Linked DNA regions of Mus musculus: region 1 is linked to region 2. The links are chromatin loops, found by intact Hi-C in ENCODE. Cell type or tissue: left cerebral cortex. All regions are shown on one strand. Each heading gives the region's core, and the rest is flanking DNA. Links, peaks and the distances in the headings are about the cores only.

Evidence for each region. Hi-C counts contacts between places; a loop is a spot of excess contacts. Peaks named below come from ENCODE experiments on the same cell type or tissue, not always from the same donor. Only the 100,000 strongest peaks of a DNase experiment are listed, where the experiment ranks them.
Region 1: a loop joins it to region 2, with 3 times the contacts of the local background. A loop is called at or near these places in 9 of 42 quality-filtered maps.

What each region holds. Positions count from the first base shown.
Region 1 is chr3:116,325,967-116,341,958 of GRCm38, reverse strand. It overlaps Cdc14a (CDC14 cell division cycle 14A), which reads left to right. Exons shown (of 16, transcript NM_001080818.2): 8 at 9,077-9,164; 9 at 13,250-13,480. Among named protein-coding and RNA genes, the nearest start is that of Gm46839, 76 kb to the right of the region's middle. In left cerebral cortex, for the core only: CTCF peaks have their summits at 8,555 (motif pointing left) and 9,954 (motif pointing left); DNase peaks (open chromatin) are centred at 8,539 and 9,941.
Region 2 is chr3:116,468,150-116,484,141 of GRCm38, reverse strand. No RefSeq gene overlaps it. Among named protein-coding and RNA genes, the nearest start is that of Rtca, 32 kb to the left of the region's middle. In left cerebral cortex, for the core only: no CTCF peak of the experiment used is centred there; a DNase peak (open chromatin) is centred at 9,332.

The sequences.
Region 1 (15,992 bases), core at 8,441-10,940, 140 kb after region 2:
ACCTGAGTCTGGTCTGTTCATCCTGTAAGACACAGGAGCCATGGGTGGCCAGGGTAATGATTCCACAAAATAACAGGCTTGCCATGTACGGTCATGGTCCCCCAGAATGGCATGAAGCCTAAGTCAGTGCTCTATCCGCTCTGACTGCTCATGTGGGAGTACTTTCAAGATTGTCCAATTTAGGAGGTTTAGAGAAGGATGCCTCCGGAATTTGGATATTTCCATGTGACCAGCACATGGATTATTGACTTTAGGACTGAGAAATAGCATCAGACACAGGTCTTGAAAAACAAAAACAAAAACAAAAAAAACCCAAAAACCCAAAAACAAAACAAAACAAAACAAAACCAAAACACCTTCTAGAATATGGTTTCTCCAGTTCCCAAGTCAACCCGTCTGTCCTGTTGCTTAGACACACATTGCTCAGTCAGGATTCTACCAGTAATACTAGGCATATCCAGATCCAACCAACCAACCAATCCGCTCACCCACCCTAACAACTAACCAAAGTCACACGATCTGAAAGCGCCCCGTAGCAATCAGTGTCGAAACGTCTGTACTTTCCGACAGGGCTTGTAAGGTATTCCCAAAGAACCCGAGAACCAATACTACAACCACTCCTTTTGGAATCTAGCCAGGGATCAGTTCAGGAAAATAATATCGACCTTTTATCCTAGGGAGATATGTGAAAACAAGAGCCCTAGTGTTCAATTTACACCGTGATGGTATGTGCCTGTGTATATATGGGCAGCACGCCCTCTAGTGGTGAAGTGACTGCAAGACATCCTGCTTTGACGACCTTGGTGACGCTAGGTCCTCAATTTATAGCTCCCTCTGCTTTCCGCGAAGCGCGTTATTGCTTTATTTTGATGACTGGTCCATGAGCTGGTGACCTCACAGGAAAATGCAGAGCAGGGTCACCCACTAGCAGTACCTTGTTCTTGCTTGTGGCTGGGATTGATGGAGACGAAATGCAGAGAAAGGAGCTTGAGGGGTGATCTTTTGGGGGTCGGGAGGAGCGCTCATCTCTGTGGGTCACATTTATTACCTCGCTTAGTTTTTCAATTTCAAAAAGCTTCCTTAAGTAGCCTCCTGGGGATTCAGTAGAGTTCAAAGATCAACTTTAGAATGTAGCAACTACTTAGAAGGCTTCCTTTTAGCTACATGATGTCTGTCACCCCCCCCCCCCCCAGCTCCCAATAAGTAATAAGTCTAACCACTTTTGAGCGAATGCTGTCTGAGAAATAGCGCTGTCAGCAGGAGGGTATTTTTTTCAGATTGTCAATCTATTGTTGACTTGATTTTGTTTTCTCAAATGCTGGCTATCTGGGACACATCTTTGACCTTGGCAGGTGAGAGCCACACCCAGCTACATCTACCTGACCTCAGAGGAGAGGAGCTGCTGCTTTCGCAGGTGCAGGGGCACCGCACAGGGCTTCTTGTTTTTTACCTTGGTACTCAGAGAACAGGATCGTATTTGCTCAACACCTAGTAAACACAGTTCACACCCATCCATCGGCAGCTGGGGCCTCTGCTCGCCTCAGTTCCTGCCCAGGCAGCTCCATTCCGATCGCTCTGACTGGGAAACTTTGCTTTAAAAAAAAAAAAAATAATAATAATATAACGCTGGGACCAGGGAGATGGCTCAATCAGAAAAATGTTTGCCAAAGCAAGCATGAAGACCAGATTGTAGATTCCTTCAGCCTGTGCAAAAAAAGCTGTCATGGTGGCGAGCTGTCTGTAATCCTAGCACTTGGTGTGGAGGTGGGGGAGAGGGTTGGGATAGAGGCTTGGGCTGTTTGTGTGGTTCCCTGAGTCATTCTCAGCCCCATGTGGCTCACGCTGTGTTGCATTAGACACATCTGTGTCTTCCGTGTCCTCTCTGTGCTTGTGCGCAGAAACTGTCTTGCCTGCCCTTGCATGAATAAAGTAAGCCACTAGCAGAGTCTACTCAGCACAAGGAGTTAATCGGTGTGTAAGACGTGAAATATCTCACGGGTGAGCAGATGAGCATCAAATGCCGAGTGGTCTATTTTCAGTGGAAATTGACCAAAACTGTTTTTTTTTTTTTTTTTTAAATTTTGAGATTATAATTTAATTACAACATTTCTCATTTGCTTTCCCTCCCTTCCATATATCCCTCCTCATTCTCCTTCCAATTCATGGTCTCTTTAGTCATTGATCATTATTGGATGCATCTGTGTATATATATATCTGTGTGTATATATATATATATATATATATGTATGTATATGTGTGTGTATACACACACACACATTTCTAAATATAGTCTGCACAGTCCATATCATGCTACCTGTACGTATGTTCCCATACTGACCATTTTGCATTGGTGTGAAGAAGAGCCTCCCCTGGAGAAGAACACTTCTCCCATTCCAAGATTCTGTCGGTTGCCTCTAGTTCTCTGTGTAGACTTGAAGCCTCCTGGTGAATCCGTCCAGTTCGCTGTGCTCATTGACATTATACTTGTTCAGCTCATGCTTGGGCAGTCACGTTAGTGAGACCTTTCTGGTGGAGTTTCTGATATTGTTAGGAGACTTGATTTCACAGCTAACTCCCTAGGCTGAGACTTTTAATTAAAAACACGTTCTGATTTTGTAGTAACTCTCTGGGAACATATCCACGATGGGTTAGAATACTTTTTTAGAATATTTGTTTTTAAGAATACTTTCATTATCGGCTCATCCCTGCTGCAAGAATTTATAACTTAGGGAGAAAAAAATCAGTTTTTTGTGCAGCACAGATCACTGGTTGGTGGGTTTAAGATCAGGATTCGTATGTAATGCCAACTTGGTTTATGGTGTGACTTGAGACTGTCTCACCTGACCACGTCCTTCATTATATCAGGAAACTGTCCTACTAACCAGTGGATGTTGACTCTTAGGTTTAGCACGTTCTGTGAGGACGTTTTGTTATGTCCTCCATCTCTGGCCTGCAGCAGGAGTCTGTGTGTGGTAGGGCAAGGCTGTGCTGGGGAGTGGCTCTGTAGAGCAGTCTGCAGTGGAGTCTGGATGCAGCTTAGCCTGTGATCCTCTCTTGTTCATACTCTGTGGGCAGGACCGTGTCCTCCCACCCCAGCACCAGGGTCAAGGAGGCCTCAGTGCAGATGTGTGGGCAAGTCCTCAACCAGCTGGAGCAATTACAGAGGTGTGCCTCCCACGGGGACTGACTATGGGAACTATTTGAAGCACGCTTCTGGAGTCGTCTTGTATTTATTTCACCACTGAAAGGCCGCAAGTTTAAGGTAGCCAAATTCCTTCCTGGCCACTGCAGCTGCTACTGGAGAGGGACCCGGAACTTCCTCATGTGCTAAGAAATCATTGCTGTATACAGATGGCGTCGACTAAGTCTGTAAGACTTGAAAGGTTTTCCTCTCCCAAACAATTATGGTTTTTCCCCCTTCCTCTTTAATTTCTGTTTGGTTTATTTCTTTCCCTGTCCTGCTTTCTTTCTCTGTGTCTTTGGGCATTTTGGTTTTTGCTATCCTGATATTGGGTCTCAATGTAGTCCCAGTGGCCTGGAACTCATAGCAGACCTCTTGTCTCAGCTTTCCAAGTGCTGGGATGATAGATAGCATCATCATCTTTTTCTTCTTCTTCTTCTTCTTCTTCTTCTTCTTCTTCTTCTTCTTCTTCTTCTTCTTCTTCTTCTTCTTCTTCTTCTTCTTCTTCTTCTTCATCTTCTCCTCCTCCTCCTCCTCCTCCTCCTCCTCCTCCTCCTCCTTCCACCTCCCTTCCTCCCTCCCTCCCTCCCTCCCTCCCTCCTCCTCTTCCTTCAACTTCTAAACTATTTGAGGTGTGGTCTCTGTAACTATTACAGTTTGATGCTCCTGTCAACATAGGAGTGTCCCAAACCAAACAGGCCCGGTTCGGTCCTGTGGCCTGCCTCTGATTGTGAAGTCAGTCATTTTCCTTCCTCATTATGTAATGTGATGGCTCTTGCAATCTCTGGTCATCTTTCTCAACCTTTCTCATAAGCCCCTTTTCTTCCCTTTGTCCTCCCTGGAACTCTGATGTTCTAGGACCTCATGATTTCTGTGAACGCGCTTTCTGTGGTTCAAGTACACTGACTTTTAAGTGACAATAACAACGTGTGTACTGCTGTCCCCAGGCCTTATGTCTTGAGGATTAAAATGACATGAGCAAGCATACTGGATTTTCACATCCTATGGCTAAGTCGGCTGTGAGATAGTGGACTCAGTAAGGTTGAGTGGGTTCAGAAACCCCGGCACCTCATACATGAGGATGCGAGGCATTTCCTCTACCCCCAACCTGATTCCTGGCCTGGAACACATGACCACAGCACCCCCCACATAAAGTAAGAGACACATAGCACAGAACAGAGTTCTCCACGCTAATGAGGAATCTAGATGGGCCCTGAGGGTTTAGCCAAAAGCATCCCTTCCCGGACATTCCTTCCTGCGAAAGGTATTTAATCTCTGGTCCACCCCGAGGAAGTGGTATGCACCTATTCTGCACGATAAACAATCAATAAACAGTTTGTAACCAGGGACTCTCTCTCTCATCAAGTCCCTCCGTAGGGGGAAACCTTTGCCGTCCAGACCCTCTGCCTAAGTCTCCTGCAGAAGGCCCCTCAGTGCTCCCAGACACTTGCCGCTTAGCTAAACTGGAGTCCCGCTCTCCTCCGCCTGGGCTCGTCATCCTCAGCACTCCGGCCCCCTCTGTTCCTGATCTGATGTCAGGGAGTTAGGGAACCCCAGCTTTGGCCTCAGCCTGTGTTATTTCTCACCCAGACTGGGGTCCCCATCTTAGGTTGCGTTCATCGGTGCTTCCTGCAAGCTCGCGGCGTAGGATAAAATGCAGCCTAGTTAGCATCCTGCATTTCGTCTGCTCATCAGAGTTCCCACACCCCAGCATCGAGACGGAACGCAGAGCCACAGTCTGCAGGTGCTCACTGGCCTAGACTGTTGAAACAATCTCTCAAATAACCCCGCCTTATCTTTCTCCCATGCCCACGGTCTGTCTTCCATACTGCCTTCTACTAACGTGCCTCTCACTTCCAGTTGTTACTAGTTGAGGGGACGCAGTCATCCCACATCGCGCACCCCCTTTCTTCCACCACACTCTCATTCAAAAGTAGAACCAAAGCCAGTCTGGAGCTTGATGGTGATCTGGCACCAAAGCATGGAAACTTGATTTTAACCCAACAGCTCAAATATTGACTATGCTTTCAGCTCATAAAGGGTCCAGCTTCATGGCATTATTTGTGTTTATGGAATAAAGCTGTCCTGTCAGTGTGAATTTATTGATTCAGAGGTTAAGGAAAATGCCAAAACATCTTTAAAATGAATTTTTGAAAAGACATTGAAGTTTTTGTCTTAGTTTTTGAAGCATTCTTTCTGCCGGCCTTCTGGCTGATGAGTATTTTGGATGGTTTACGGCAAATGTGGTGCAGTTTTTCCTTAATGAAAAAGGTCGCAGCTCTTTCCTCTTAGGCTTACTTTGGGAATGAAATGAGCTACATAGGGTACTGTTCTGCAGAGTGGGGATGTAGTTCCTGTTTGCCTTCATCATAACTGATGTTTGTCAATCCCAAATAAAAGCACTGAGAATCCCTTTTATTATTTTGTGCATAGCAACAAGTCACAGTCTTTTTTTTTTTTAAGGTTTATTTATTATTTTTTTTATGTGCATTGATGTTTTTGCCTGCATGTGTGTCTGTGTGAGGGTGTTGAATCCCCCGGAACTGGAGTTACCGAGAGTTGTGAGCTGCCATGTGGGTGCTGGGATTTGAACCCAGGTCCTCTGGAAGAGCAGCCAGTGTTCTTATCTGCTGAGTCATCTCTCCAGCCTAAAGTTATAGTTCTTGACTTGTTTCCTGGGAAATCGTGTAGAGTGATGGAAAACACATATTGCCAGCCTAGACAGCTTTTATTGATAGTCTTGCCATCAGCCCCAGGGGCTTTCTGTGTTCACTGTGGACCTATGATAACGGCAAAAGTCCAAATGTTTGTGCTTCTGTGATCAGTACACCACAGACATAAATATATTCTCTGCGAGTATAGAAACTGATACTTTCCAGTCAGATTCCATTCTAGGAACAGCAACTTGGCTGTTCAAGGGAAATCTGAAGTGGAGAATCTTAAAGTATGGTGCGTTACAGTATCTAAACACACCCATCGCAGGAATGAGACGTCTATCTTACAGTGTAGGTCACGTGCGGCTTTCTAACTGGTATCTGATGGGTAGGGAGCTTTACCTCAGCCGGGGCTAAATCAATGTTCACGTCTCATGCCTGCTTACGTGGTTTTTTTTTTTTTTTTTTTACAAAATGTGGTAGGGTTAGAAAGTACCTGAAGTTCCTGCCTGATCTGGATTCTTTGAAGTTTAATTAGGACAACAGATTTGTGTCATTTTAAATATTCTGTCATTGGCATGTTAGAATTGTAGAAATCACCGGGAAAGGGGCACAGATATAAAGTAACTTTTAGTTGCCTGATGCAATTGTCATCTCTGAGGCTTACTACCTCTGTCTGCTAACTTAGGCCTAGTCCTGGAAATTTCTAGCCTCTGGACAATCTAATCTAGAATGTTTTCAGCCTCTGAGAATTACTGTTGAATAAGCTCACCCCTTCCTAGTTCTTTCTGAATTCTGGCTAGCTGGCTCAACTCAGCAGTTCTGGCTCAAATGCCTCTTCAAGTTGACAGATTCGATTTTGCTCTTCTCTTGGCCTCTCCTGAATCGCTCCGCTTGGCCTCAAAATGACTTGGGCAATCTGTTCTAATCTTCTGGCTCCTTCTCATTCTCTGGCTCATTTTGTTTTGACCTGTGTCTAGCTTGTTCTCTTTTCAGCCAATCTCTGTAAAACCGTCCCAGTAAAGCTGCCTCCTCCTTCTGTCTGCACCTGTTCTTTCATAGCTTTCATTTCCTCTCTCTTTTCCCAAGAGTTGGGCTTATCCTCTTCTGTCAAATCTCTCTCTGATTCTCTATTGTCTGCCACACCATTAGATATCACTTTCAAACATGGGCACTTCTTAATTACAAACTAACTTTACCATCATCGTTTGGTATTAAAGGTGTGTGCTAAGGGCTGAGCCCCACCACAACTAGAAACAGATCTTTTCAGTAAATAACACAGTCTTGGGGTTTACAACATGATCAAGTATCTTGCAACATACAGATAGATCCTTGTTCTGGAACATTACCGGAGCAATCTTTTATGTATTAGGTCAGTTAAAAGCTGTGACCTTTCTTTCAAATTTAAATCTAAGCTCTCATTGTTTAACTTTAGCAACGTTTCCTAGGCTGCCAAATAGAGCCAGGTGTTCCCCAGTGTTCACCATTTTAGGTAGGAAGGTTTACCAACACAATTCTGTTGATTCTGTGAGTGAATTTATCTCACTGTCTCTATTCACATGATCGATTATAAAAGGTTACTATTTAACCAAGCAGATAACTATAATCAAAATGAACAGGTATAAATATATTCAATAAATTCATCTGTCCTCCTTAGTGGCCAAGAATACAGAAATAGTGGACACAGAAAGCCACTGTCTTCCACTATTGATCAGGGCATGCTTTTGTCTTTTGATAATTGAAGCTCATGTTTATTCTTCACTTTCTAAAGTAGATCATTCATTTAGACTTTTATTTAAACAAATTGTTTAATCCCTTAGCAATTGTTATAAAGAGATAGCTACACATCTGCTTATGCATCTCCAAGATTTATAGGGTGTTGTAGAGTGATTTTGTTTTTTATCTTTGGGTTACTATAGTGGATACACATTCAAGATGCCATATAAAGCTTTTTTAAAATACTTTTTTTTTTTTTTAACGATTGGAGAGATGTTATTATGTTTTAGGAATATAAATTGGCCAGTCAGGTTTTGGTTTTCATGGAAGTGACAGTGGATAACATAAGTGAGGTAGTGGCTCTGATTGCCTTGATGTTCTAGCGTATTTGATACATATTTATTTTGTACTTGCCAAAGAGTCCAAGCTCTAATTGGCTTAGATGCCTACCGTGGAGGCCGCCACGCCAGAGGAAGTGTTCTTTACACAGAAACGTGCTGCTTTCCTGATGTAGATGGAGACTTGGGCCAGGGGTGGAGTTGGGTGTGGGGGTGTGAATATTTTCTAATGTATTACATAGGAGCCCCCTGGTCACTGGCAAAGTCTTGGGTTTCACCAATCCATGTCCTAGTCCGGATGGGTTAGTAGCACAAGGACAGGGAAGCCACTGAGGATGGAGGAGGTGCTGGAGTGTGGGAAGGCGAGCCATTTCTTGGCCTGTAGGCCTTTGCTGATGAGCACATTGAGTTTGCTGACCAAAGGTTGACAAGTATTCATCAGTCAGCCAGCAGATACATTTTATTTGGGTTCATAGGGTTTAAAAACTTATTTAAAGATAGTCAACAGTCAAAGAAAGATTTCATTGAAAAGTCCATTTGGAAGGTCAGACCTAGTTAAGTCAGCTTCCCAGGGTCACCAGTTAGCCAGGGCTAGAAGCGCCTGCCTTTTTTTTTTTTTTTTTTTTTGCCTTTGTTTGGGCTTGGCGCCCTCTGCAGGCGACTGTGGCCGAGAGGTTTATGGTGTCTCGTCCCTCCTTCCTGCCCTTTGTCAGTCTTTAAAGCAGCATTGATTGTAGGCATAATTACTCCCAACAACAACGACAACAACAAGAAGAATAAAAGCGATTGTGTTTATTGTGACCCAGATAGTTATAGTTTTTTCACTATTTAAAGCCTCCTTGCTATGTTCATGAGAGTCCTTATATTTTCCCTTACCTCGACCTATTGTTTTTGTTTTTTGTGCTTTTTTTTTTTCCTGGAATAAAATTTCATTGCAGACTGACAAGTTTACTTTCAGACAAACAACCTTTCATACAGTCTGTATTTTTTATCATCTGAGTAGAAACTTTTCTTAAATGAGGTGATACTATAGTGTTTTTTTATATCTATTATTATATATTAGTTTCCCCTTATGTAAGTCCCATTAATCTAGTACTGACGGTGTGACACGTTATTTGTAAGGACTTCTTAAACTGTAGAAACACTATAAACTATTTTTCTTTCCTTTTTTCACAAAATTCTGCCAGCGAGTTGAAAACGGAGACTTCAACTGGATCGTTCCAGGAAAGTTTTTAGCGTTCAGTGGACCGCATCCTAAAAGCAAGATTGAGAATGGTAGGTCATTTTTTCCTGTGTCACGTAAACATCTATTGTAGTTCATTTTCATTACATTCTCCATAATGTATTTCCATATATAATTCACTTCCTTGGCTAATATCCTTTGAGGAATATTTGTTCATAATTTTCAAAATTGAACAGTATTAATTTGTGTGTTAAATGCTAAACTTCTATTATATTTTATTTTTTTAAAGCAGGTTTATTTTATTTTTAATTATGTGTATATGTGTGTGTGGGAAGGTATGTCATGGGTGGTGTGTACACAGAGCACATCCCCTACAGAGGTCACAAGAGGCCATCAGAGTCCCTGGAGCCGCAGTTGGAGGGTAGCTTGAGACAGAATTCCAGATATTCAAAGTGTTTGTTTGTCCATTTAATAAGCGCAGCGTTGTAGGCAGGTGGAGGCCTGGCTCCCCATCCCTTACTGGTTGTGGAACCTGCTGTGAGCGTCCTTCCTTCTGGAAGCATTAGTTCCCTTGTATAGCCCAATGAGGGGACAGACCCACGTCTTGGGCAGCTAGTGAGGATAGGATTAGAGACATGGATGAAGGGCCTCAAGGTGGCAGGTCCCTCAGCAGCTACACAATTGTCTTTTTATCCCAATGTTCTGGCTACCTTATTATCATACCTAGAACAGTCATTTCCCTCAGCTTTCCCCCACTTTCCCAACTTTAAAGGGAAGTCTGGGAAACGATGAATTGAAGTCTCTTAGCTCTGAAATTGTTTCCTTAGCCTGTTCTTTAGCACCTCTGGGTCCTGTGCTTCACTGATGTCATGTCTCCATCTAGTGGCAAGATTCGGTAAGGGTTGGGTGAGCGACCAATCAACCCTGGGTGGATTGATATTAAAAGACTAACCAGTCCCTCACAACATGACAGTGACATTGCCACACGTTTGGATGATTTTTCTTGGTTTTAATTAATTCAAAGTCCCCCCTCCCTCTCTCCTTCCCTCCCTCCCTCCCTCCCTCCCTCCCTCCCTCCCTCCCTCCCTCCCTCCTTCTCTCTCTCTCTCTCTCTTTCTCTCTCTCTCTCTCTTTCTTTCTTTCTTTCTAATAAAAAAGCTTGTCCTGTTCTCTTACTTGGTGTCCTGATAAATGGAATGGCGTTGATTGAGCCTTACCTGAAACAATCACCCACACAGGTGCTAGAGTGTGACTTACAGGGTGTAAACGCTGGCTAGCTATGTGTGCATGGTAAGCTATCCAGGCACTAGTTATTCTGTAACTGTGTGGTTTAGTGAGATAATCCAGATAGAGTACTTTGGCGCCTGGGGACATAGCAAGTGATCAATAAAATTAGGTATTATTACTGTCATCATCATTATATCAATGTCCTGATACCATGCTAAGTGAACGGCATCTATTGACTGTGTGGGGTAGCTCACTAATGGCAAGAGAAGGCTGGAGAACTAGAAATGGTGAAGAAACAATGTATCTGCAGGGTTTACATAGGAGAGCAGGACCATGGCCAGGGATTCCAGCCACAAGGAATTTTTATTTACTCATTAAAAAATTTATTTATTTAATCTTTTTAAATGAGCACACACAGTCTTAGATATTATTGTGCTATTTTTGAAAGAAGTGTGTTTAAGTAGAGTCTCCTCCCCATCAACCCTCCCACTGCTGGTACCCAGCCCTCCATCATCCCTCCCACTGCTGATGCCCAGCCCTCCATCATCCCTCCCACTCCATCATCCCTCCCACTGCTGATGCCCAGCCCTCCATCATCCCTCCCACTCCATCATCCCTCCCATTGCTGATGCCCAGCCCTCCATCATCCCTCCCATGGCCCGGTACCCCAGCCCTCTCTTGTTACCTCCCCTGGTGATTCTGACTTTCATGTCAGTCCCTCCTTGCTCTGCTTTTTTATCACTAGCACCTCTTTTTCACCCTCTCTTGCTTTCCTAGTTTTCTAGGCTTTATTTGTAACGACATCCATTTCCATACATACATGTATATATTACAAGCCAGGATCCACAGATGAAAGAGAACATATGGATTTTTGTCTTTCTGAGATTGGGACACCTCACTTAGTATTATACATCCCAGATTCATCCATTTTTCCCCCCTGGAAATTCCATTTTCTTTACAGCTGAGTAACATCCCATTGTGAATTGGTTCCACATTTTCATTATCCACTCTGTTCATGGACATCTAGGGTGGCTCTAAATCCTTTCTATTGTAAATAGGGCAGCAATAAATATGGATGTGTAGGTATCTTTGTGATAGGAGTCCTTTGGATATAGTGAGTGGTACGCTAAGTCCTACGGTCCATTTGTTTTTAATGTTTTGAGTAATCTCCATGAGGATTTCCACAATGGCTGTACTAGCTTGCACCCCACCTACATTGAATAAAAGTTCCACTTTCCACACGTCTCCAACAGCATCTGTCATCAGAGTTCTTGATGTTAGGCATTCAGAGGAAATTTAGTACAGGGAGTTTGCTACAGTGAGACTAAGAAGAAAGACAGCAACGAAGGATGCAGAGGGCGATGGAGAAGGTAGTGGGTTCCTTTGAGGCTGAGGGATGAAAGAAACAAAGGGGAGTTGGGAGGACGGAGGCCCGTGGAGGAAGAGCCTCTGCTGGTCCTCAGGGCTCTGAAGGGAATGCACCAGAGACTCTGCTGTCAGGGAAGACATCTGGCCGGTTCAAGGCATGCCAAGCCGAGATGGGAGCTCTGGCTGAAGTGCTGACAGACGGGAAGAAAGGTTTCCTTTGGTTGTCTTGCCATCTCTCCTACTTTGAGAGCAAACGGAAGTATGCTAGAAGGGTAGTCTGCATGGAGTAGTAGGTGGACCCAGAATTACAAAGACTGAGTTGGAAGCCTGGCTTGGAGCTGAGAGAAAATTTTTAAAAATGACAGGGTGAGCAGGGGTGCAGCCAAGAGCATAGTATGGAGACCCTCTGGTTCACTCCGGAGCACGTGATCTGGGGGGGGGGGTGTCATTCTTTCTCCAGAGCACGTGATCCCCTCGGGGTCATACTCCGGAGCACATGATCCCTCGGGGTCATTCTTTCTCCAGAGCACGTGATCCCCTCGGGGTCATACTCCGGAGCACATGATCCCTCGGGGTCATTCTTTCTCCAGAGCACGTGATCCCCTCGGGGTCATACTCCGGAGCACGTGATCCCTGTGAATGAGGTCACTTCACTTGCCTGGGCTGCCAGGAATCTGCCAGCAGCTGGCGAACCCTGAATGGGTGAATCCTGAATGAGTGATTGGTGGTAACTGGTGTGTTAGGAAATTAGTCCTCTTAACCCCTGGGCTGCAAGGCAAGGTTTTCAGTGACCCAAATTCCCGTGGTCACTTTGGATGACCGGCCAAGAGTAGATCAGTAACAAGAATGCTTGCTTGCTGGGGGACATGCCAGGACACGTGGAGATTGTCTCCCCCCACTGTCAAGAAAGGGTCTACCAAAAGTTACTCTCTTAACTTTACTTTGAAATACTAATATTTTTATTGGACATGCATATGTTTATGCTACACATATGATTGATTAAAATTATGTATATACTATGAAGCGACCGTCAAATTTAACACATGGATCCAGTCCCGCACGCTGTTTTTAACTATAGGCAACATGCTGTGCACTAGGGCCCTTGATCATATTTCTCTTGTCCAGTGGCACCCTTGGACCTCCATCCCACAGTTCCCAGCTGTTATTTTAAGGAGATGGTTTTGAGAAAGCTTACAAGGTGTGACTCGGACATTGCATATGATAATTAATCACCACCCTGCTTCACGGGGAGTGGTGTTATAGATGGAAACGCTACCTCTAGCTTCCAAAAAGCCTTCGCTGTAGCTGAAACGAATCTGTTAAAGAATACTGTTCAAGAAGGAATGTCGCCCCAAATCACCCCAGCACTGCTCTGTCCATTTGAGTACTTCGGAACTGCCTTTGTTTGGGGTCTCCAAGATTATGCTTCCTGGATTCTGGATTCTTGGCCAGTCATCCAGAGGCTGCCATTTTTATTTTTTTATTTTTGTAGGTTGTAGTCGCCTCTGGTGTTCAATTAGGTCAGCCGCTACTTTGATGGCTCCTTGTGGTTTTCTGCTGACTGTCCCTTGTTTGCCTGTAGGTTACCCTCTCCACGCTCCCGAAGCCTACTTTCCATACTTCAAAAAGAACAACGTGACCACGATCGTGAGATTGAACAAAAAGATCTACGAGGCGAAGCGCTTCACAGACGCTGGCTTCGAGCACTATGACCTGTTCTTCATAGACGGCAGCACCCCCAGCGATAACATCGTGCGGAGATTCCTGAACATCTGTGAGAACACCGAGGGGGCCATCGCGGTCCACTGCAAAGGTGTGTGTGAGCTCTCAGCGGCCACTGTGCTGGGAAAGGGCGGGCCCAGACCCACCTAATAATGAGCCAGACCTGCGGGTGATAGGATACAATGGGATGTTTTTCTTTTGTACTAGATAGTTGGAACATGAGCCCATTTTAATAATCCCTTCCCTAAAGAAAGGATTAATCGCCTTGGTGGTGGGGCCCAGCTTTCTGGACAAGTCATGGCATGCACTTGTGACTCTTCTGAGCCCAGGCGCATTGACTCTGAACACCACTAGAAGGAAGTAACGCTTCCTTCAGAATTGATCATCTTTTCTTCGTACTCTTCCATCATCTGACATTTAGTGTTTCTATATGCGCGTACGTGTGTCTGTGTGTTCACACGTGTGTATGCCAGAGTTTGACAACTCAAGTCTTCCAATTTTGTAGTTTTGAGACAGGGTCTCTCACTGAAGTAGGAGCTTGCCTTTTTGGTTACACTGACTGGCCCGTGAGTCCCAGGGGCTCTCTTCTCTCTACACTCCCCATTCACGGGCACCTGCATTATATCTGGGTCATGACAGTGTCTGGCTCTAACTGCAGGACCCCCATTCTTGCTTGGCAGGTTTACTGACTTTCCTCCTAGCTCCTCTCGATGGCTTTCGGGTCTCTCTACTCTTCCACCCTCGCGCCGCCCCTCCCCTAAGTCTTATGCCTCATAGAATAGAGGGTCTTCCCACCCATTACTCGATGTGGGTTGTCTCAGAATTAACTGGAAGACTTTGCTGTGCAAGTGAATACCTGGCTTCTGGAGTGGGCACTGGTCAGGTAGAGCAAGTGTAGGTCCCAGCTTTTAACAAATCAAAACGCAAGATTTCCAGTTAAAATTGAGCGTTACATTAAAGTCGGAAGGAGCTCAGATTCCACTGTGGGTTTTCTAGTTTGGTGATCTTCATTTCCGCGGAGACGAATCACTCCTGGGAATGAAGCCTCTAGCATGCCACTCGCAGCTCTTCACGGTGCCGCGAGGTGGCGCTGCTCACATTGGCTTTGCGTCCACAAAGGCGGTTTTTTGTTGCACGGTTATGCAAATCGGCCAGTAGGTGTTGGGGATGGTACTGTTCTTTTCATGTGCGGAGCGCTGCTGTAACTGCCTTATTCAGACAGTGTGGCTTTGGTTCTGACAGAAATTAAAATACCATTTTGTAGGCCCTTGTTTCTATGTTTAAGATCTGAGTAGGTGGAGGAACTTTGCTGAACATGTGAGCTCTGAGCAGTGATGCCAGGCTGCGTTCTTCTCCCAGCAGCCTGGGAAGACAGGGAAGCGACCGGCACATGGCCCCCGATTTAGGGATGGTTCCCGAAGCCAGGCTGCATCTACCTTTGGCGCAGCTCTTCTCTCGCCCTTCTTTGTGCGGGGAAGACCCTGGCTTGCAGGACAGTAGTCCTCTCTCTGGGTTGTTAGACTAAGGTGTTCATTTGCTCTCTTCTTTGCTTCTGGTCTCTCCTGGGGCAGAGAGCTGGCTTGTTCTGAACGTTTCTTTGGCACTCTAAGTTTGTTTTATTGTAACCCTCCCGGCGGGAACGAAAGGACTCTAAATAGAATCTTGTGCCAGCCGCGTTTGACTATCAGGCTGTTGAGATTATGAACCCCACGAAAATGGATTTTCCTCAGCATTTTCCTGATGGGAGAAGCCAGCTAGAGGGAGATCTCTCTCTCTTTCTCTCTCTCTCTTTTTCATATCACTGACAACTTGTCGGGTCACTTTGCAAGTCTTAAGAGGGGGGTCACACTCTTCACTACAACACCTTGAGTGAATCCCCCTTTCTGTTTTCTACTCTCACATATATCTTTAGTTAGACCACTGCGGATAGGTGGCTGTACTTGGCTCTGTGTGTGTGTGTGTGTGTGTGTGTGTGTGTGTGTGTGTGTGTCTCGAGGTGGGGTAGGGGGAAGGGCAATTGGGACCCAGCCTCTGACCTAACTCTGGTAACATGGTGGTGGTCCCATGCTGTTAGAGTTTGCTCACATGCAGGACAAGGCCCACCATTCCCATATGCCATGTGTCAGAACCTGGGAGCCTATGGAGTGTGATAATGAAGCTTTAGTATGGGACACGCCGATCGTCTCTTTTGAAGGAAGTTCAGTTTCCTATTTAAACAAACAAACAAACAAAAAATCAGCATTTTCCCTAGGGGATTAATTTGGCCTTTTCCTAGTCAGTATTATTATGACAAGGTTCTGTGTATATCTGTATATTTATAAGCTATATTTTGGATCAACTGACTGGGGGGGCATAGCTTTCCTTTTTTATATACTTTTTTAATACAGTATTTTTTTTATCATGTTTCCCCTCCCCCCAATTCCTTTCCTATCCTCTTTACCTACCTACTCACCCAGAGACATGTTCTCTGTCTCTCTCAAAACAAGAAAACAAAAGACAAAAATCAAAATAAACAAAAAACCAATAAGATGAAAAAAAAAAGCCCAAACAAAATAAAATAAAACAAAACAAAAGCTCCCCAGCCCACAAAGACATGGGGTTCA
Region 2 (15,992 bases), core at 8,251-10,750:
TTTACCTGGAAAGAAGTTATCAGTTGAGGCCTTGCCTCTATCAGATTGACCCATGCGTAAGTCAGAGGGGACATTTCCTTCACTAAAGATTGATGTGGGAGGGCACAGCACACTGGGCATTGTCACCTCTAGGCTTGTGGTCCTCGCCTGTATAAAAGTAAACTGAAAAAGCCATGGGGAGCAAGCCATGAAGAAACAGTCTTCCACGGTATCTGATGAGGAAGCATTCTTCCATGGTATCTGCTTCATTTCAGTTCCTGCCTCCAGGTTCCTGATTAAATCTCTGTTCTAACTTCCTTCAGTTATGCGGAAATGTAAACCAGATAAGCCCTTTCTTGCATAGTTGGTTTTGGTCAGTATTCTATCAAAGCAACACAAAGCAAGTTAAGAGCATAGAAGAAGGCAGATTCTACTGCCTGGTGGTAATTATATAGTAGTAAATACACACACACACACACACACACACACACACACACACACACAATCTTATTTCTCTGTGCCAGGCATTGATCCCAGGGAAGGTAGCTCCACCACTGAGCCACATCCCCACTCTGGAGACTTTCAAATCAGCATTTCCTCTTCCAGCAATGATATAACCTCTTCCTTTCCTATTCTGACCCTGGCAAGCATCTTCTGTGGTTAAAATTGGGTAGCAGTATGTACAGTTGATTTAACATATGCAACGTTCAAGCACTCTACAGTATCTGAGCAGGAAGTCAGAGGACAGAAATGTCTGGACTGCTGTGAACTGTAGTAACTTTAACCGACTGATGGCTAGATACAGGCAGAGTATTAGCCTGAAAGAGTTTGAGAGGCATGAGTTCACGGGTAGAAACTGAGGCAACTGTCCATCAGGTTTACTCATGACGTTTCTGCTGAGTCTTCTTTACAAATGTGTTTTAATGGTCCCCAAAGTCAACCAGGATCAAAATGCTAATTTCGGTCTTGCCTATTCCCAATATGTTGTAAGCTCTTCTATTATCTGATATTGCAAGCAGGTGATCTTCTACTCAGAACTAGAGATGTAGTTACTGGAGCAAAGGAGAGACATTGAAGTAGCCAGAGCTAAAAAATGATCCAATTTCCTACTGTTAAAGAAACATAGCAAAGGTGTGTCAGGGAGGGAATCAGGCTGAAGAACCCCACCACTGCCACTGCTACTACAACAGCCCCGAGAGGAACTGGAAGTGGGGGAAAGCCCTTTCTCTTTTACCTTCTTCCCCTTTCCACCCAGGCCTTCCCTTTTTCAGAAGCCCTAACTGGAAGCCGTGTGTTAAGGAAGTCTGGAAATGATAAAACAGCATCTCACCCATGAAACAGAGTTTTGAAAGGTGTGCTTGGAGCTAAGAGACAGCAAACAGCCAGATCTATCTTCTTGACCATTCAACATCTGTGATGGATAACGTTGCCATCTTGACTGGATTTAGAACCACCATGGAAATGCACTTCTGGGTGGCCATGACAGTGTCCTGGATAGTTTTGTGTCAACTTGGCGCAAGCTAGAGTCATCTAAAAGGAGGCAAGTTCACTTGAGAGAATGCCTCCATAGGATCCATCTGTAGAGTATTTTCTTAATTAGTGACTGATTAGGGAGGGTCCAGCCCACGGGGCATGGTGCCACCTCTGAGCTGGTGATCCTGGGTTCTATAAGAAAGCAAGCTGAGCAAACCATGGGGAGCAAGCCAGTGCGCAGCATGGGCCTGTGTGTCAGCTCCTGCCTCCAGCATCCTGCCCTGCTTGGCTCTCTGTCCAGACTTTCTTCAGTGATGGACTACAAAGTGGAAGCATAAGCCAAATAGACCCTTTCTTCCCCAGGTTGCTTTAGTGGTGGTATTTTATCACAGCTATAGAACCCCTAAGACAGAGGTGTTTTCAGACTGGACTAATTGCAGTGGGAAGAACAAGCTTAAGTGTAAGCCACACAACCCCATGGGCTGGATGGAATTCCAACAGAGTACAAAGGAGAAGCAAGCTGAGCACCAGTGTTTATCACTGATCAGTCCTGACTGTGGACACTATCCGACCAACTGCCTTGCACATTTGCTGTCCTGACATCACACGATGGACTGCACCTTCAAGCTGTAAGCCACAACAGACCCTTCCTCCCTTAAGATGTTCTTGTCAGATGTTCAATCATACCGTGAGGAAAAGTGACAAGAGTCCAGTGCCTACTTACAGAGCTCTATTTCAATAGCATTTCGTTTTGGCCCAATAAGTCAGGACAACTGTTTTTACAAAGATGTTTTTATCTACTGGAAAGATTTGCCCTAAGTTCCATCAGTTACCATAGCCTCGTTGGGGTGGTCATGTCTGTTCTATGCAGTCCTACTTGGACATTCTAAAACAGTGACCTGTAAAGCTAGCCACAGTAACAATACTTTTAAAAGCATTTTTATTTATTCTTTGAAAAGTTCAATCTTTAAAAAAGGGGGGGGGGATGGCTCAGCGGTTAAGAACACTGACTGCTCTTCTAAAGGTCCCGAGTTCAAATCCCAGCAACCACATGGTGGCTCACAACCATCCGTAACGAGATCTGATGCCCTCTTCTGGTGTGTCTGAAGACAGCTACAGTGTACTTACATATAATAAATAAATAAATCTTTAAAAAAAAGAAAAAAGAAAAATTCATACATTTTCTATAATGTATCTTGAATATATTCTCCTACCCCCATCTCCCCAGGGTCCTTCCCCCCTCTCACCCCCTACTCAGGATTCTCCCATCATACCCCCTTCCTAACTTCATGTTCTTCTTTTAAATTACTTGTGTTTTGTTTTTTAAAGCCACTAAGTCTAACTAGTGCTGCCCATATGTACCTGGGTGTGGGGTCATGTACTCACTGGGTCGTGAGTAACTGACATACCCCTCAAAGAAAAGAGACTCTGCTCTAGCTCAGCACCCCTCAGCTCCTCAGCTAGAGGTGGGGCCTCTGGAGCTCCTCCCTCCCTCCCTCCCTCCCTCCCTCCCTCCCTGGAATGTTTAACTGGTTTGATCCTGTGCAGATTCTGTGACTTTCAGCTGCTGTGTGTTCCCCTGTGTAACAGCCACGCCCTGTCCAGCGTTCAGCAACTCACATCCTCCTCCCCATCCTCTGACTCTTCCATTCTTTCTGTCCCAAATGTTCCCAGAACCTGGGGTCTGGTGCCGGAATGGCTATAGACGTCTTATCTACTGAAGAGCAATCACAGTAACTGTTCACAGTACTTTGAACAGCAGTCAAGTTTCTTGGCCACTATTGAATTCTCTGTGTCCTGTAACCAAGGCATGCAGTGGCTTCAGCAAAAAGGTCTCAGTTATTGTGGGCTGTCAAGAGGAATGATAATAGCGGGTACTGTTTTAGATGCTTCAGGACTCTCCCTGACCAGTAACTGACTGGAAGGAAGGGAGTAACAACCTTGACATGAAGTAAAGGTGGAATAATGAAGAGGAGAAAAGAAAACGCATCAATATCTACACAACAAACAAGGAAGAGCCTTTACGTACTTGTTATAACCCTGTGTTGTTATGTCTGCTACACCGTCAATGGAGTCTCAGCTAGACATTCTTAGTGGGACTAATGGAAATGCTTCACTCCCAAAGAGTCTAAACATTAGTAACCATTTTCTATTTATTCTTCGTTTGCCTTAATGTTTAGTGCAGATTCTGATAGGACCCAAAAGCCTCTCCCAGAGTGTCCTGGGTTGCAGACGTTGGCCTCCCTGCCTCCACTGGCACAGCAACCACTCAATTTACCCTTAGTAACATGGAGCAATTTACCAGCAAAAAATGATGAGCCCTTCTTTGTTTGCTGGGTTAATAGAACAAAGAGCTCAGTGTGGCCTGTGGGAATTTCATCTTCTGATTCAGTGGAGCCATTGTTGTGACCTCTGGTGGAAGAATTCAAGTAAAGGACAGTGATTGGAGTCACAGGATGAGAAACACAAGTTTGTGGGCCGGAATTAACTGTAATGGTGGGGAAGTCTGTTCCCATTTTGGCCCCCTTTGTCAGTGTAGTACATTCTGGCTGTAGAAGAAAGAGTACTCCATGTTTCTTGCTGATCCCCCAAATAGCACACATCCTAAAGGATGGGCTGTAGCCTTTCAGTCTTGTCTTCAACTAGCATTACAACTGTGAGCCTTCAGTGAGCTGTTTTATAGCCCAGTCTCCTCTGAAAGATCCTACGATACGTGACAAGACCAAGGAGCTATGGCCACGGTATAATTGTGCAGCTGAAAAAAAAAATGGGTTTCTCCTCAGCAGCAGTATTGGGTAGGACATTTATTAACTCCACAACACTCTCAATTATTTCTTGCTGAAGAACAAATCCCTCTGCCTCAAATTTGGGAGTTTGAGACAACAAATATTTATTACGTCACAATCTATTACTTCACAACTAGGAATCCAAGAACAAGATAGCTGGGTATTTTTGGCTAAAGGAATCTCATAAGATTGCAATCAAGATCTGGCAAAGCTGCGGTCATCTCCAGATGTGCACGGGGTTGAAGAGTCACGGCTAATCTGACTCACTGGTTCTCATCAGGCTTGGTTTTCTCGCACACTGATGAGCTAGCTGTGACAGTGCCTTGCCATGTCACCTAGACATCACCATGGCTTTTCACAGCATGGCATCTCTTCTGTAGTTACCTTCATGCTTTCTCAGTGGCCACCGTGGAGGTGATGAGGGTTATATATGGATGGGCTCAACGGCACGGACCAAGACTGGCCCCTGCAGTCCTGGCCCAGAGGCCCCTAGGCACCCTCATAACAGTGGGAAAAAATGGCAACTTCAGTTCCCTGAAAACTCAAGCTTGCCTTCCCGGACTATGTCTGTTCTTTTTATTTATTCGCTTTACATCCCACTTACTGCTCTCCTCTGGTCACCCTCTCTCAAATCCTTCCCCCCACCCCTCCCTTTCTCTGAGCGGGTGGGGGCCCCCTGGGTATCCTTCCACCCTGGCACATCAAGTCTCTGCCAGCCTAGGTGCCTCCTCCCACACTGAGGCCAGATAAGGCAACCCAGCTAGAAGAACGTATCCCACACACAGGCGACAGCTTTTGAGATAGCCCCTGCTCCAGTTATTTGGGACCCACGTGAAGACCAAGCTACATATGTGCAGGAAGGCCTAGGCTGTGTCTGTTCTAATGGGTGTTTGACACAGCATTCTTCTGATCAAGAATCTAATTTCTAAATCATGCCTATGTTAGGGAAAGGCATTCTTCTTGTCTTGAGAGAGTGTCTTCTATGTAGGCTGGCAGTAAATTCACAGTCCTCCTGCCTCAGCTTTCTGAGGGCTGAGATTATAGGCGTGTACTATTGTGGCTGGCTAAAATAGCTTTAAAAAAAAGTTAGATGTGGTTGCATCCATGTATAAACAGCTGTACTTCTGTAATTCTTGAACTTTGGAAGTGTAAATTCAAAGCAAGTTTGGGCTGTGAGATCCCGTTTCAACGAACAAACCAACACACAGACAAAATGCTAAATATGAGGGTAAGATATCAAAACATTTGTCTAATTAGGATAGTTATATAGTTAATTTTTCTGTTTTTCAAGTTACTATGAGTCTAGGGAAAGATATCAAAATAAGCTGTGAAGAAGAGGAATAAAGAAAGAGGATAAAGGAAGATATTTTATTTTTATTATTTTGTTCTTGGGACAGGGACTCATATAGCTCAGCCTGGCCTTGAGCTTGCTATGTAGCTGAGGCTGTCCTTGGTCTCTCAGTCTTCCTGCTTCTCCTTCTCCACTGCTGAATTATAGGCACATACCACCAAGCCCAGCTTGAAGAGAGGTTTTAACCTGCAGTGCTCACAGGGTTGATTCCCTGAGCAGGCAAAGAATATTGGAGCCTCTGACTACTTAACCCTGGTTTCCGTGCTGTTCCATTCTAGTACTCAGACTGAGACTTCTTCAGCCTCTCTGATGCCATCTCTCTGTGCTCTCAGTGAGTCTCAAACTTCAGTGCAATACACGTCTTTATAGATATAAAAGTCCAGTCCACTCCTCTCCCAGGACATTCTGAGTGGGGGAATCTGGGTGTGACTTGGGCATCTATAGTTTTTATTACAGTAATTTCTCACCAGTGCCTGTGTGTGTGTGTGTCTGTGTGTCTGTGTGTGTGTGTGATGCCATGTATATAAAAGGCAGACGGACTTTCAAGAGTTGGTTCTTTTCTTCCACTACGTCGATCTCACAGACTCAACTCAGGTTTTCAGGCTTGGTCCCAAGTGCCTTTACCCATCTCACCACTCCCAATCTGTTTATATTTCCACAGGACTCCCATGTGATTCTGCCTTAAGAGTTCCCTTAAAGATCACACCTTAAAGGAGCAGTAGCCTAGATTTACAGGTTGCTCCAAGGCTGGAAGACCTGACGGCGAATTCAAGTTAACATGTGGAAGAAACAGGTGCAAGTTGTTATTGTTTGTTGACTGAATCAGATTTCAGGAACACAAGGAGAAAGACAACCCCAAAATCTTTTCCTCCCCTTTGCTTAGCATTGATTCAAAAAGTAGCACGTCCCCATACTCAAGTTACCAGCTCGAGTCTGCAGAGCAGTTGTCTATGGGCATGAGAAAGGCCCCCAGCACAATGCACACTGGTATCAGGTGGCTGGCTCTTCCACAGCCATATCACAGCTGCCTCCAGAGCCAGCAGAGACAGACAGATCTGATGCTCAATGCCAGACTCGCAGCTTCTCGGGTCTCTTCTTAAGGTTAATAACCTAACCAAGGAGTTTTCACCGGGATAATATAAAAATGTACTTCATCTGGGACAGACTCGGGCACTGAACTCAGGTCACCAGGCATCGCAGCAAGCACTTCTACCTACTAGTCAACTCTCTGGCCCTGGAATAATAATTTTATTTTAGCTGCTATAGAAATCTGATTTGCTTTGAAATACTTAGTCATTGTAGATCTCAGTTCGTGCACAAACTCAATAGCTGCCCATGCACTCAGAGGACTGACTGTCACAGTAAAAGAGTGTCCAGTGATGAGAAACTGGACTGGTGTCACACTGACATGGCTCCAAATCAGGGTGTGTCAACAGTGAGGGACGTGACCTTCTTGAAGAGACTTTGAGCTGAAATAGGACATGGCGTCTCACTTCCCTCCTGAAGCATCTCAGGTTTCCCCATTCTCTGTCAATGGCAGAAAAAAAAAAAGAGTTTCTATCAAAGTCTAGGAGCCTTTTTGTCCTTTCTCTTACTTTTCTGGAAGTCTCCCACCCCAGCTTCGAGGTGTATTGTTCAGGTTGATGTAGACAACTGACCTTTCTTGCATAGCTCTGAGAGTCAAACACTCGAGGTTTTTTTTTTTTTTCCCTCAAGTAGACCAGACTATTTGAGAGGTTTTACATAATTATTCAGACTGCAAGTCATACATGCTTGCCAAAGAGGACTTGGAGGTTTAAAGGGCTAACCAAGATAGTCCTCCTGCCATTCCATTGAACTCTTCTGGCACCATAAGGAGCTCACTCTGGGAATTATAGACTTTTTTGAATGATCCTTTCCTCCCCGCTGCATTCTAGGGAATTCTCTATCCCCTAGAGGACTGTCCACAGACAGCATCAAGGAGGAGGAGGAGAACGGATAAGTTAGGGAAACAATGACACAAAACATCACCACGGACCAGACCCACAGCGTCTGGGGCAGTGGCTCTGGGAGGAAAAGTCTCCACAAGCCTGAGGATGGGAGTTCGGAGCCACCACAGTCAATGAGTACCAGATGTGATGACAACAGTGCCTGGAACCCCAGTCCTGGGTGGAGAGAGGAGACAGCCAGATCCTGGGGGGCTGACCTGGTGGGCTTCAGCTCAGTCAAGGATCCTGTCTCAAAAACTAAGATAGTGAATGATGTGTGTGTGTGTGTGTTATACACACACGCGCGCACACACACACACATACACACACCATACACACATACACACACAATACACCACATACCATACACACACACACACACACACACACACACACACACACACACAGCCAATGAAAAAGCCAAGAATGAAGCACAAAAGAAGATGGAAGGGTTCTTAAGCCACACAGTAGGATGACATTTATCAAAAGGCAGAGGTTGAAGAGAGATGACAGGCCCACCAAGGAAAAACAGAAGCAGATCCACAATGCTATGGACATGGAGACCCTGAATGGCTGCAGTCCATCTCATGCAGGTAGCATCTCATGGTGCTCTTTTCTGTCTTGCTGAACTCTTCCCGACAGACTGGTCCAGACTCACCTTCCCTCAGAGGCCTGAGGACTCAATACTGTGCCATTCACGATCCACATGTACATTCTGACTGTTGATAGAGCTTTGGCCAGTTTTCCTCATTTGCCTGGTATGACTCTGTAATATATGTGTTAGTCACAAAGATCCTGGATACTTTACTTCTTCCCCTCCCCTCCCCTCCCCTCCCCTCCATCTCCTTCCCCTCCTCTCCCCTTCCCTTTATCTCCCTTCCCCTTCTCTCCCCCTACCTTCCTGTCTCCTTCTGCCCCTCTCCTCTTCCCCTCTCTTTCCTTTCCTTCCCCTGCATCTCCCTTTCCTCTTTCCCAGATTCCTCTCTCCCTCTCCCTCTCCCTCTCCCTCTCCTCTCCCCTTCCCTCCCCTCCCCTCCCCTCCTCTCCTCTCCTCTCCTCTCCTCTCCCCTCCCCTCCTCCCCTCCTCCCCTCCCCTCTTCCCCTCCCCTCTCTCCTCTCTCCTCTCTCCTCTCTCCTCTCTCCTCTCTCCTCTCTCCTCTCTCCTCTCTCTTCTCTCCTCTCTCCTCTCTCCTCCTCTCTCCTCTCCTTTCTTTGAGGCCAGGCTGTGCCTCGTGTTGTCCTGTCCATCTTAGGAAGAGTCCTACTTATCTCTTTGTACCACCATGTTCTTCTGCGCTGTGCAGTTGCTTCTGTCATTTTCTTAGCATTTCCCCTCTTTTCTCTTGCAAGTATTATTTAGTTAATTGCACCCTCATCCTCCATTCCCTCCTCATTATCAGAGCTTTTGAACTGACTGGATACCTCTACTTAGCATCTCTCTTGATTCAAATACATCTCTGACCTTTTCAACGTGGCGACCACCTTGAGAAATGTCTTATTGCCCTGCATTGAAAGAATTGATATCAAACAGCATGGTGTGCCTGGCGTGGGTTTTTTTTTTTTTTTTTTTTAAAGCTCACTTTTCTAAGTCTATGATTATTTTTTAAAAAGCTTGAGTATATTCAGGATGATTAACATGCCCTTTTGAATAGCCACGCACTGTCACAATCTCATATTCAGCTGCACATCTAATTGCACAGGTACCAAAGGAAACAGGGCTGGGATCGTCGTGTAAGCGATGTAGCTGAAGGGAGCGGAGGCCGGATGACATCATGGTGCATTGTGCAGACGAATCAATGCTCTTCAGTGAGTCACACAGACAAACTCGGGGGGAAGTGAGTCATGACTGTCCAGGTAGTGAAAACCGTCACACACAGACCAGAGCAATCAGTACTTTGTCTCATTCGAATCAAGCCGAATTTGTCCCCTAAAATTAATGTAATTGACTTTAATCTTATTTATTTTCTGGATAGTTAGAATTAACTTATGAGATTTTAAAATGCTTTCTTTAGTTAAGAACTACTCATGCACCATGGAGAGAGCTCAGTGGCCCTTGTCACTGAAGTCTGGTCGTCTGAGTACAGTCCCTGAGACTCATGTTAAGGTGGAAAGACAGAGGCAACTCTACAAAGTTGTCCTCTGACCTCCACATCCACACTGTGCAACCTGCACCTGCACATAACACACACACACACACACACACACACACACACACACACACACACACACACACACACACACACACACACACACCCCGTGGTCAGTAGGAGAACAATGAGAAGATTTATAGGCTGTGATGGTCTGTATTGGTTTCGTCAACTTGACTCACCTGGGAAGAGAGACCCTCAGCTGAAAAGTGGCCTCCATCGCATTAGCCATGAGCACATCTGGGAGGCTTTTTCCTGACTGCTGATTGATGGAGGAGGGCCCAGCCCATGGTGGGTAGGTAGTACCATCCCTAGGCAGATGGGTCTGGGCTGTGTAAGAAAGCCTAATTCGAGGTAAGGCACAAGCTAGTAAACAGCTTTCCTTTTAAGCTTGGATCTTTGCTTCCCTTGATGATGACTGTAAAATGAAATAGACCTGGGGCTGGCGAGATGGCTCAGCTGGTAAGAGCATTGACTGCTCTTCTGAACGGTCCTGAGTTCAAATCCCAGCAGCCACATAACGACTCACAACCACCCGTAATGAGATCTGATGCCCTCTTCTGGTTTGTTTGAAGTCAGCTACAGTGTACTTATATATAATAATAAATAAATCTTAAAAAAAAAAAAAAGATGAAATAGACCCTTTCCTTTCCAAATTGCTTTTGACCCTGGTGTTTATCATAGCAAGAGAAAAGCAAATTAGAATATATGAATAAGGGGTTCTATAATTATTTTTCTGTATATATTGACACAATATTGCAATAAAATAAATTATGTTTCTTCTTCCAACCAAAACGGAGGAAGAGGGATGGGGGTTGGGGGGCAGCTGAGAGAGGGTTAGTTAGTAAAGTACTTGCTGTTCAAGTGGGGGCCTGAGTGTAAGTCCCCACAGCACATGTAATAGGGATGGCAGTATGCATCGTAATCTGTGTTCCTACAGCAGATGGGAGGTGGAGACAAGGGAATTATCAAACGACAAAGCGGTCTGTCCCTACTAATTGGAATGTAGAGGCTAGCTCAAAGCTCCTCTCTCCTTCTCAAGGGTACTCACATACAACTGGGGAGAGCATGTGCACATGCACAACACACACATACACACACACACACACACACACACACACATACACACACATACACACACACACATACACACATACACACACATACACACACACACATACACACACACATACACACACATGCACATACATACATACATACACACACACACACACATGCGCGCGCGCGCGTGCGCCACATGCACAGATGGGTGGGGAGGACAGACTAGAGCTACCTTCCTTCCTGTGACAGCTTAAAGGGTGAGCCAAATATAGTATGGCAATTTCTAAGATAGTAACTATCAAGCAATGAGAGGCAGCGTTCCCTGAGATACGGAAACAAGCACAGGCTGTTCCTTGCAGCCAGGGTAAAGTTCTCAGGCCACAGCACAGAGAGGAGAAGCCAAGGTGGGCCCTGCAGTGATCCCCGAGCTGTGGATATATATGTATGCCTATGCCTATGCCTATGCCTATGCCTATGCCTATGCCTGTACCTATGCCTATGCCTATGCCTATGCCTATGCCTGTACCTATGCCTATGCCTGTACCTATGCCTATGCCTATGCCTATGCCTATGCCTATGCCTATGCCTATGCCTATGCCTATGCCTGTACCTATGCCTATGCCTATGCCTATGCCTGTGCCTGTGCCTGTGCCTGTGCCTGTGCCTATGCCTATGCCTGTACCTGTGCCTATGCCTATGCCTATGCCTATGCCTATGCCTATGCCTATGCCTATGCCTATGCCTGTACCTATACGTGTGTGTGTATCTCCACTCTTTATATATGCATAGATCCTCAATTTATATATATGTACATATAAAATGAAAATAGATTTTCCATGCGGTATATTCTGATTACAGTTTCCCTTCCCACCCCAGTTCCCACCCCATCCAGATCCACTCCCTTTTTGTCTCTCATTAGAAAACAAACAAGCTTCTATGGAATAAATAAATAAAATAAGTTATAACAAAAGCAAACAAATTTAAATGGCACAAAACAGCCAAACAAGAAAATGAGCCAAAGAGAAAGCACAAGAAATCCATACAGCCGCCAAGACGCACATCGGCACACACAGGGATCCCACAAAAATCACAAAACTAGAAGCCATAATGCATATGCAAAGGACATAGACTGTTAAAAAATGCCCGACTTAACATTATGAGACAAAGAACCTTCAAAGGTGCCACTGTCTTTGTTCTCCGTTGGCTGTCTACTCAGGGACTTGCGGCTGACCCTTAGGAGTGGTTTGCTTCCTCAGTGAGACTCACGTGGAAAAAGCATTTGCAAGTGGCCATCAATCGGAGACTGCAGAGTCTTGGTTAGGGATGCAGGTGTGTATTCTCTTCTCCTTTTAGCTCTAGGACCCCATGTGGTGCAGACCTGTGAGGCCCTGTGCACACACTGCCTGATTCCTTGCTGTTCTCCATCCCCTCAAGCTCTCACACTCTGCCTCCTCTTCCCCGAGGGAGGGATTTCTTAGAGTGATATATCCCTTTTGGGGCTGTTCAAGGTTTCTTACTCCACATATTTTCTGGCTGTGGATTTCTGTATTTGCCCCCTATCTCTTGCTGGAGGAAACTTCTTTGATGATGGCTGAGCAAGGTATGGATCTATGAGCATAGCAAAATGTTGTTAGGAGTCACTTTAGGGCTACCTTCCTTTAGCAGAACAGTAGTGCTCCATTTTTCCCTTGGGCCCTTGGGCCTATCCAGTCTTAGGTTCTTGACCACCGGATCAGCATTAGGTTTGCATTCCATCTCATGGAGTGGGTCTTCACTCAAATCAGATATTTGTTGGTTACTCCCACAAGTCTGAGCCCCTATTACACCAGTGCATCTTATAGGCTACTCACTGTTGGGAATCAGTTTGTAGCTTGGTTGGTGTTTACCTTTATCCTTTGGTGGCCTACAGAGTACCTTCCAGGGCCATGTACACTTGTCTGTAGGGGTGAACGCTCTAGGTAGGCACTGGGTCCTTTGGGGATTCCCGTGGGACCTCTTTGGCCAAGAGCTTGATTATATGTAACTCATTCCTGGTCCTGGAAGCTTTATTTGATGATGAGACATAGCCAGTTGGGCTCTGTCTCTTTGGTTATCTGGACTTTTTATTGAGAGCATCTTCATGCATGTGTTTTAGGAAGCTTCTACTGTATCAGGTTTCCATACTACCCCTCAAATGGCCCTGAGTTTTATCAGTCTTTCCTCATATTTCCTCCCTTGTCTTCCTCTCCCTCCCTATTTAACCCCCTATTCCAGCACATACAACCCTACCCATTCATAACCATCTCTTCTATTTCCCTGTCCTAGGGAGACCCATCCCTCCATCCCAGGCCCTAATGCTCTACCTAACCTCTGTAGCTGTCAAGCTGAGAATATGGATGGGATGTTGAAGAGACTTGATTGCCTCGAGCTGGCAGGACAGACTACTGGAGAGATGGGAGACAACATCTCAAGTCTGAATTCAAAGGGAGACCTGCAGAAATGTCCACTCTTGTGTACTCTGTAAAGCACTGAACTGTGTCTCAATACCTTAGGCTGGGAAAGAATCAAATGGACAGATTAGAGGAATTGCACTCACCCAGGCCTGGGAGGTGAGCCTGCCTACCACCATGCCTAACCTTTGCCAAGTTAGAAAACCCCACAAACCACCAGCAAGTGAATTAGGTGCAGAGTGCTCGCTCGGGCTAGTCATGACTCCTAACTGGGCGGTACTGAGCCACCAAGTAAAAGCTGAGACACATTGTTACAGGATGTTTGACTGTTGTACATAGAAAACCCAGTTGTTAGCAAAATATACAAACTCAGATAGATGTGGAAGCTGTCGGATGCAGTTAGGTGCATCCTGAAGAGATGCGGTTTGGGTGTGCTTCTAAAAGCTTCCATAGAAAAGAATGCTGAAGAAAATCCTGTCTATTTTAAGACAAACTGCGCCGGGCGTGGTGGCGCATGGAGGCAGAGGCAGGCGGATTTCTGAGTTCGAGGCCAGCCTGGTCTACAAAGTGAGTTCCAGGACAGCCAGGGATATTAAAAAAAAAAAAAAAAAAAAAAAAAGACAAACTCCTTTGGGGAGGTTCTTGTGGTCTTTGCTCTATGACCTGAGGCAAAGTCAACTGGACAGCCTTGAGGTTAGGGTTAGGGCTAGAATTTAGGGTTAAAGGTAGGGTTAGGGTTAGACCCTACTAATTTGGCCCCTACTAGCTTGGAGCCCACCCACCATGACAGGGCTCAGCCTGCCAAGGGTATAAGGGAGGAGCGAGAGACTTCTTTAATAGAAATTGGATCTTTCTCTCTCTCTCTCTCTCTCTCTCTCTCTCTCTCTCTCAGTGTGGAGATAAAGAGGGATTTTCTCTTTTGGCTTACAGGAACAACAGAACAGCAGCTGGCAGGACGCAGGTCAAACAATATTCTAGGAAAGAGCTAAGAAGCTCTCTCGGGTTTGGAGGAGCTCAAGGGAAAGGTAGAGGAGCACAGTAGAATGAGACAAATTGAAGGAGATTTCTAAAGAGCTAGTTGTTTAGTTGTAGAGCCAGTCTCATAAGTTGATATTTTATATATTGTTAAGAAAATAAAGTTAGCTCTCTGGGCTAGCAGGTTTTTACCTCAGTTTATGCCTCCTGTGTCTTTATTGGTATAAATATTTGTTAAATTTAAAAGTATAAATATTGTAACACTTCTAAAAAGGCAACATTATTTTTTAAGTAACATAATTATGGCCCAGAACCAATGTATTTAAAAGAATACAAAAAAATGTCCAGCCATAAAAAGGTAAAAGTCCCAACAGTGTTTGATATAAAAATAAGTGACCAGAGCCAGGGAACAGCTCAGTGGCAGAGAACAGGGTGAGCGTGTCTGAGCACCAAAGCAAGCAAACAGACAAGCAAAACGGAGCTGGAGAGGTGGCTCAGAGGTTAAGAGCACTGAGTGCTTTTCCAGAGGTCCTGAGTTCAAATCCCAGCAACCACATGGTGGCTCACAATCACCTGTAATGGGATCCAATGCTCTCTTCTGGTGTGTCTGAAGACAGCTACAGTGTACTCATATACATAAAATAAATAAATAATTATTAAAAAACAACAACAACAACAAAAAACAAGTAAAACAAGCAAGTAAGTGAACAGACAAGCATTACCAGGCAATGACGCTGGGAGCAATGACACTGGGATTAGAAAAAATTAGTATAAACTCAACTAACAACAAAGGGATTTGCAGATACTATTGAAATAGTATAACTATATTCCATATGTTCAAACTACTAAAGGAAAAATTAAATGTGTTGGTTAGAGACAAGGGACATGCATAAAGAACATGAGTAGATGTAGCTCCATAGGAGGAACAACAATATGAACTAACCAGTACCCCCCAGAGCTCCCAGGGACTAAACCACCAACCAAAGAGTACACACGGAGGGACCCATGGCTCCAGCCACATATATAGCAGAGGATGGCTTTGTGGGACATCAATGGGAGGAGAGGCCCTTGGTCCTGTGAAGGCTCGATTCCCCAGGGAATTCGAAGGCAGGGAGGCGGGAGTGGGTGGGTGGGTATGGGAGCACTCTCATAGAAGCAGGGAGATGGGTGATGGGGTAGGGGGCTTCTGGGAGGGCAGGAAACTGGGAAAGGGGATAACATTTAAAATGTAAATAAAGAAAATATCCAATAAAAAATATTTATTACGTCCAAAAAAAAAGTGAGTAGAATTTAGGAATGAGATCTGAGATACTTGAACAAGCTGGATGTGGTTGTTGTCTTGTTTTCTTGTTTGGGTCTATTGCTGTGAAAAGACACCATGACCACGACAACACTTATAAAAGAAAACTTTTTTAAAAAACTTTTTTGTGAATTTCATATCATGCACCCCAATTCCACTCATCACCCCCTCCCCTAATACCTGCTCTCCACCCTTGCAACCTTCCCCCCAACAGAGAAGAAAAAAATTGTGGAAATAGTGTGTCCCACGTTTTTTCCCCTCACATTTCTTTACTTGCAAAGACTCATTTCAATGAGTCGTTGGCTTGGTCCAAGGTCTCTGGCTTCTGCTATACTATCAACACTGGAACCTCGCTGGGACTCTTCCTGATATCCTGTTGTTGTCCCGTGGAGAGCCTGTAGTTTTGGATCGGGCTCTTTGCATAATTCCAGTTCATCTATGGGGTAGATGAAGAAGTGGGCCAACTCAAAGTCCTGGATCTGGCCTTGAGAGGTACCTGAGCTGGTCTGCCCTTGGGCTCTGC